2 separate regions of the Homo sapiens genome follow, and region 1 is linked to region 2. A link is an interaction called in ENCODE POLR2A ChIA-PET data of the cell type or tissue named here. Cell type or tissue: MCF 10A. All regions are shown on one strand. Links, peaks and the distances in the headings refer to the core of each region. The heading gives the core; the rest is flanking DNA.

What was found. Peaks named below come from ENCODE experiments on the same cell type or tissue, not always from the same donor. Only the 100,000 strongest peaks of a DNase experiment are listed, where the experiment ranks them.
Region 1: POLR2A ChIA-PET joins it to region 2 with 5 read pairs; 2 of 35 experiments call an interaction of 5 or more read pairs at or near these places.

Annotation. Positions count from the first base shown.
Region 1 is chr7:80,137,787-80,140,696 of GRCh38, reverse strand. The region is part of intron 1 of GNAI1 (G protein subunit alpha i1); the gene reads right to left. Among named protein-coding and RNA genes, the nearest start is that of GNAI1, 4.4 kb to the right of the region's middle. In MCF 10A, for the core only: no CTCF peak of the experiment used is centred there; no DNase peak of the experiment used is centred there.
Region 2 is chr7:80,310,873-80,313,796 of GRCh38, reverse strand. LOC107986744 (a long non-coding RNA gene) reads left to right here and starts at 1,341. Exons shown (of 3, transcript XR_001745026.2): 1 at 1,341-1,450. In MCF 10A, for the core only: no CTCF peak of the experiment used is centred there; a DNase peak (open chromatin) is centred at 1,466.

The DNA of each region.
Region 1 (2,910 bases), core at 411-2,910, 170 kb after region 2:
TAACAAGTTATGACAGAAACCAGTCTGAGCACTAAAAGATTAGGTAGAGCTGACCTTAGTTCGTAAGACTCAAATGGAGTCTGGGATCTGAACTTCACTGTGTCATACTCTGGGGAGTCATACATTGGTTAACTGCATGCCAGAACATGTGACCAAGAAATCTGCAACAAACACACTCAAATACACTCAGGTCTTCCTGTGTGAATTTGTTGTACACAGAATTTTCCAAGGCAGTTAGACATGTGTAACAAAATAAAAATTGATTGTGGTTGAATACACAATTTCTGTTTAAAAAATTACAGCAGTCTTTTTCAGGTTTAAATAACATCTATTAAATTCTGTAAGATAGGCATGTTTCCTATCACTGAGACATTCAACAACAGTCATACTTTTTATGCATTAGAAATTGGGGCCAAAGGGTGCGGTGGCTCACCCCTGTAATCCCAGCACTTTGGGAGGCCGCGGCAGGCGGATCACGAGGTCAGGAGATCGACACCACTCGGGCTAACACGGTGAAACCCCGTCTCTACTACAAATACAAAAAAATTAGCCGGGCGTGGTGGCAGGCACCTGTAGTCCCAGCTACTTGAGAGGCTGAGGCAGGAGAATGGCGTGAACCCGGGAGGCGGAGCTTGCAGTGAGCGGAGACTGCGCCACTGCACTCCAGCCTGGGCGACAGAGCAAGACTCCGTCAAAAAAAAGGAAAAAAAAAAAAAAAGAAATTGGGGCCAAAAATAAAAATTAGAAAATGAGATCTACCTTTACAAAAAAAAAAAAAAAAAAAAAATTGCAGGGCAAAGTGCCATAATTGCAACATAGCAGATCCTCCTCCAATGAATATCCATTATCATTTTCTCAACTTTAATTTATCAAATACAATGACTGTGAAAAGCTCTTATAAATATGAAAAAAAATCTTAAACCAAACAATTTGATTTTAGATGCCATGTGTTCACTGTGGTCATCACATAATTTACTATTCCTTTTTTGTTTACATAATTTGGCTGGACAGTTATTTGCTCTCATTGATATTGAAAACAGCAGAGCACAAAGTTTATATTCCAGCAAGATAATAATTTTACATAATTAAGAAGCCATTTTACACATAATAAAATAGAAGGGTTGTTAGGTATTCAAAGAAAACCTACAAAAATTCTGCCTTTAAAGTGCCCACAGCAGTAGGAAAATAGGCTGGGCAGAAGGATAAACAATACCAGAAATCAAGTGCAAATATGCTTTAACATGTGCCAACAGTTTCTGTTTGGAGAAGGGTGCCCTAAGGAAAAAGTATAAGGCTAGAGGGAAGCCAAGTCTAAAAGATTTTATTCTGCAGGAAACGGAAAAGTCAACAAAGGTTTCTGAGCAAGGAAGCAGCATGATATCTGCAGTAGAAAGAACAGGCTAGAGGGAAAGACAAGATGCAAGAGAGCCTATTGGAATTAGGCTGCCAGAGGCAGAGAAGGACTTGAACTATGAATATGAAAATGAAAAACAGAAGGTACAGAAAAAAATCAGCAATTCCAAAACCTGTGGCTTCTTACTAAAGTAACTAATACAAGGTATGCCATGAGAAAGAAGCACACAACCCATACTGAAATACCGGATCCGTTTATTCAAGGAAATGGGCTTTTTGACATCTAAGATCCTAAACCAATTCTAAGAAAGTCAAAGCAATGAAAAATCAAAAGCCCTGCATAGCCAACATTTCTCAACTAGGGGAAGTCACAGGGCAAGTTCAAAAGGAGTGAAGATTAATGATGCAGCATCCCAAAGGGCTGCCTGGTGGCAGCAATAGAAAAATATCCACCAAACAGAAGAAATCCAATCCCTCAGCTCATTTTCCCCCAAACCTGGAATATTTAAACCAAGCTGAAGAAGGAGACAAGGGTGTGGAATTTTGTATATGAGGGGGAGTGGAGCGGAAGGAAGGACAGTGAGGTGGAATAAATGAGAATACTGCTCAAAGCTTTGGAACAGAAAATAAATTCATGATCATTTATTTGTATGTCAAATCTTATGTCCTCCAAATACATAATAAAATAATATTTCATAAGTACAAGTAGTATACTATAGTTACCTACCGAAATAAAGCATAAGCTTAATCTTACTGCCCTTAAAAGGATGATAAATTAAAACATTCTCAAAGATATAACAATAAAAAATAATTTCCTCAACAATTAGACATTATTATATAAAAAACTTTCATTATTACTTACTTCTTTAAAATGTTTCTCTATTAAGTATTATCATCCTAATAAGCATAAAAACTAAACCTAAAAGACAAACAACCCAAACTCTGGCCTGATTTCCTTAGTGTCAATGATTAGACTAGCTCCTCTTTTTTTAAGGCCTAATTCACTGCTCAGTATAGTGAAATACCTCTGATTTAAATCATATAGACAGTGCCAAAATCTTTACTAATAGTGTGCAAGTCTCATATCTAAATTACTCAGCCCAGCTGTTTAAAATGACAATACATTCCTTAAGAAAAAAATGCAATATATTTAACAGACTGTCTTAAAAGTACTTTAGAGATTTTATGCCTTAAATTTAAAAAACATCATGTGATGAGAAAAACAGAATAAGTGAAGATGAACACGATCTAATGTAAATGGCTGTGACACTGGTTATACGTTACCTAGAAACGATTTTACATTTCTAGTTTATTCTACTGCCGTGTTTTACATGGAATTATTTCATTTAGCTGCTTACACATATGCTTTAAGGATTCAAAAAAGAACCAAAAGGTCACAATTTACTACTAAAGTCAAATTAGGAAAACAATGTTTTCGAACATTCCAAGAATTGAATTTCTGGAATAAGTAAGCCAGAATTCTGTTTACAGGACTAGGGTGATGGAACTCTGGGCAAAAGGGTAGACTAGAACGGGGATAAGACAGAGGAGAGTGCT
Region 2 (2,924 bases), core at 97-2,596:
CTGTGGATGTTCCATGTGCCCAAAGAGTATGGTGTGCAGATCAAAGTCAAGGGCAAAACTGTCTGCACGTATATCTGAGGGTTCTGTCCATTTTACAATTCAGGTGCATTTTAGAGTCATCCAAGCTAGTAGCTGCGTCATAGCCCTAGCAATGTTATGTGTGTTCTACAAATGAAAGATTTACCATTATTTGAAATTCTTCATTTCAAAAAGTTTAAATGGATTTGAAATCTATTATAACTATCACAAGAAATGCTATCATTAGATTATTAATGAAAGAAAGATCTGTAGGATTCTTTCTATGTATATAACTTCAATAGTCCCTGCAGGGAGCCGAAGGCCCGTAGGATGTGACCAACTCAGTAGTCCACTGGAGGATATGATTAAACAGCAAACTGTTTATCATGAATGCAGGATGTGGGCAAACTCACACTGCCCTGCCACCAAAAGGTTTGCTGAGGGACATCACTCCCTGGCACCCGGCTCCTTGAAGTTATCTACTGAGAAATCTAGCACCTATTATCCAAAGGATGCAGTCTTGCCTGCTGTGAACCAAATTGCTGACTGACAATTACCCAACAATCACACCCCCCACCCCGATCTCTTTTGCCTAATAAATATGGAGGGCTGTGTAAATCTCAGGGCCCTTGTGCACTAGAGGCAAGGTGCCCCCCGACCCCTTCTTACAAATATACTCTTGTCTCTTGCCTTTGATTCCTGTGTTCGCCCCCCTTTGTTCAGTCCACCAGGTCTGTACAGGTTACAAGTCCCAAATTTTTGAATGGTTGTAAAATGTGTTTAAATGATTTGTCCATGTCTGTATAAGCAGATTTTTATTGATGGTGACTATTAAGAATTTGAAAATGTAATTAAAAAGTCTTGATAAGGAGCTGTGTGTAGCCCTTTCAAGCATAAAATCCAATTTTTAAACAGATATAAGCTCAAGTTTCTCATTAAAGGTTTTCAACAATTCTTTTTTGCAAATTTTACATGTATTTAGTATCTAAATTTCCTTCTAAACTTTGTGCTGTATTACCTTGCATATGAAAACTGTTTCAAATTTTCCCCAGGCTCCATATGAAAGCACTTGAATCCCTCCAGTTTATCTCAGTGCCTTAGACTGGATCTTCTAGAAACAGAGAATTCCAGGTAGAAGGTTTATTGGAGAATGCCCTCAGGAAATATACCTAAAGGAAGTGAAGATGGAGGCAAGACTGGACAGAGGGAGAAGCTGACTCACATTGCAGTTACAAGTGAGGCCTCAGCTTATCCTACTTGGAGCCCTAGAGCTGAATGAACTTCTAGAGTTGTTTTAAATTGAGGTGAGGGACTGAGCCTGTGTATTTATTCCCCATCAGCCATTCATTATGCTTGCTGGCAGAGGGCATAACCTTGAGTGAGGCACACTATGAAATGTCAGAAGCCTATTTCCGCAACAGCTTGGAGATGGGTAAGTCAGCCCTGGGCAGAACACCACAGAATCTGCAGCACGGACTGCTCAGGAAGTGCTGCCGAGTTACCATAGGAATTGAATCAACATTCACGGGGATTGTTTACATTGGCCTGCTTTTTCTGAAATACTCTGTACCTCCTGAGTATTGTTTGACGTTGTGGGTAACAACACTATATATTTTCATAGCACCTATTATTCCATAATATTATAACTTAATTTGTATGCTGTCACATGTTTTGTGACTGTTATGATGTAAAAATGTGAGGGGATGTTGACAGTGTAATTAATTATTTTATCACCAGCACCTAGATCACACTGACTGGCATATAGTAGCACTCAATAAGTGTCTACTAAGTGAGTGATAAAATGAATGAATGAATGCACTATTTTTCTTTTTTCTTATTTTTTTTCTTTAAGCTGTGCTTCTCAGCATCTTATTCTGCAATAAAATGTGTTTGAATGGAAATGCCACAAAGCCAATCTCAATAACTCCCTTGGACCTCAAAGGAGTTCACAGATTCGTGAAAGATCATCTGATGAGGTGTCCTGTCCAGGAATTTACTGTTCACATTTTATGGAAAATTATTTCCTTAATTTTAACCTAAAATTGCCTTAAATTTTTTAAAGTGCTTTTTAAAATTACTAGTCATCTTTTAGAATAGAGTTGTCAGTTCTACAGAAAATGAAGTTCCCCATATATGTACATTTTTCAATGTACTGTACTCTTTTCAACAGTAATTGTTACCTACTAGAGTAAATTTAGAACTAAGGAACATAGACTCGTATATATTTTCCACCTCTTATCTCTTTCAGGATGTTGTCTTACTCTGATAATTATCTGATTCTCTTAGTAGAGTTATAAATTTCCCTTCTGAGTCTTGATAACTTATCTGAAAACTCTGTAGCACAATATATATCTTCTGAGTGGACTTTTTGCTAACAATCTGTTCAGAAATTATTCCATCTACTTCTGCCGTGTCACTAGGGATAAATGGCCACAGCAGTGTTTTTCTTCTGGGTTTTAATCAGATTATCAGAGCTAGCTTCTTTCTTGGGTTTTAAAATATGTTTTAATTTTTCCACTTATCTCTCCTAATCATCTGATTGGTTATTACTTTCAGATCTTTTTGTTTCTTTCATAGTCCATAATACATGCTGAGCTATGGGACTTGTGACACATTTTTTGAATAATTTTTAAATAATGTAGCTTTTAGACATTCCCAGTGTGGAAAACATATTTCTTCAAATTAACTGAAGATATTTTTGTTGGCAGTTGAATTACTTTTTCTTCTTAATTTTTCTTTAAGCCTTAATCTTCTTGGCTGTACATCTAAAATCATCACTTATGTATAATTCTCCTTGGCTTCCTTCAATACAATTAATGATCTTTCATATGTACTCCTTTGGTTGCTATTATTTTCAGGGCCTTTTGTTTCAAAAATAATCAGCCACATTGCCACTGTTGAAACAG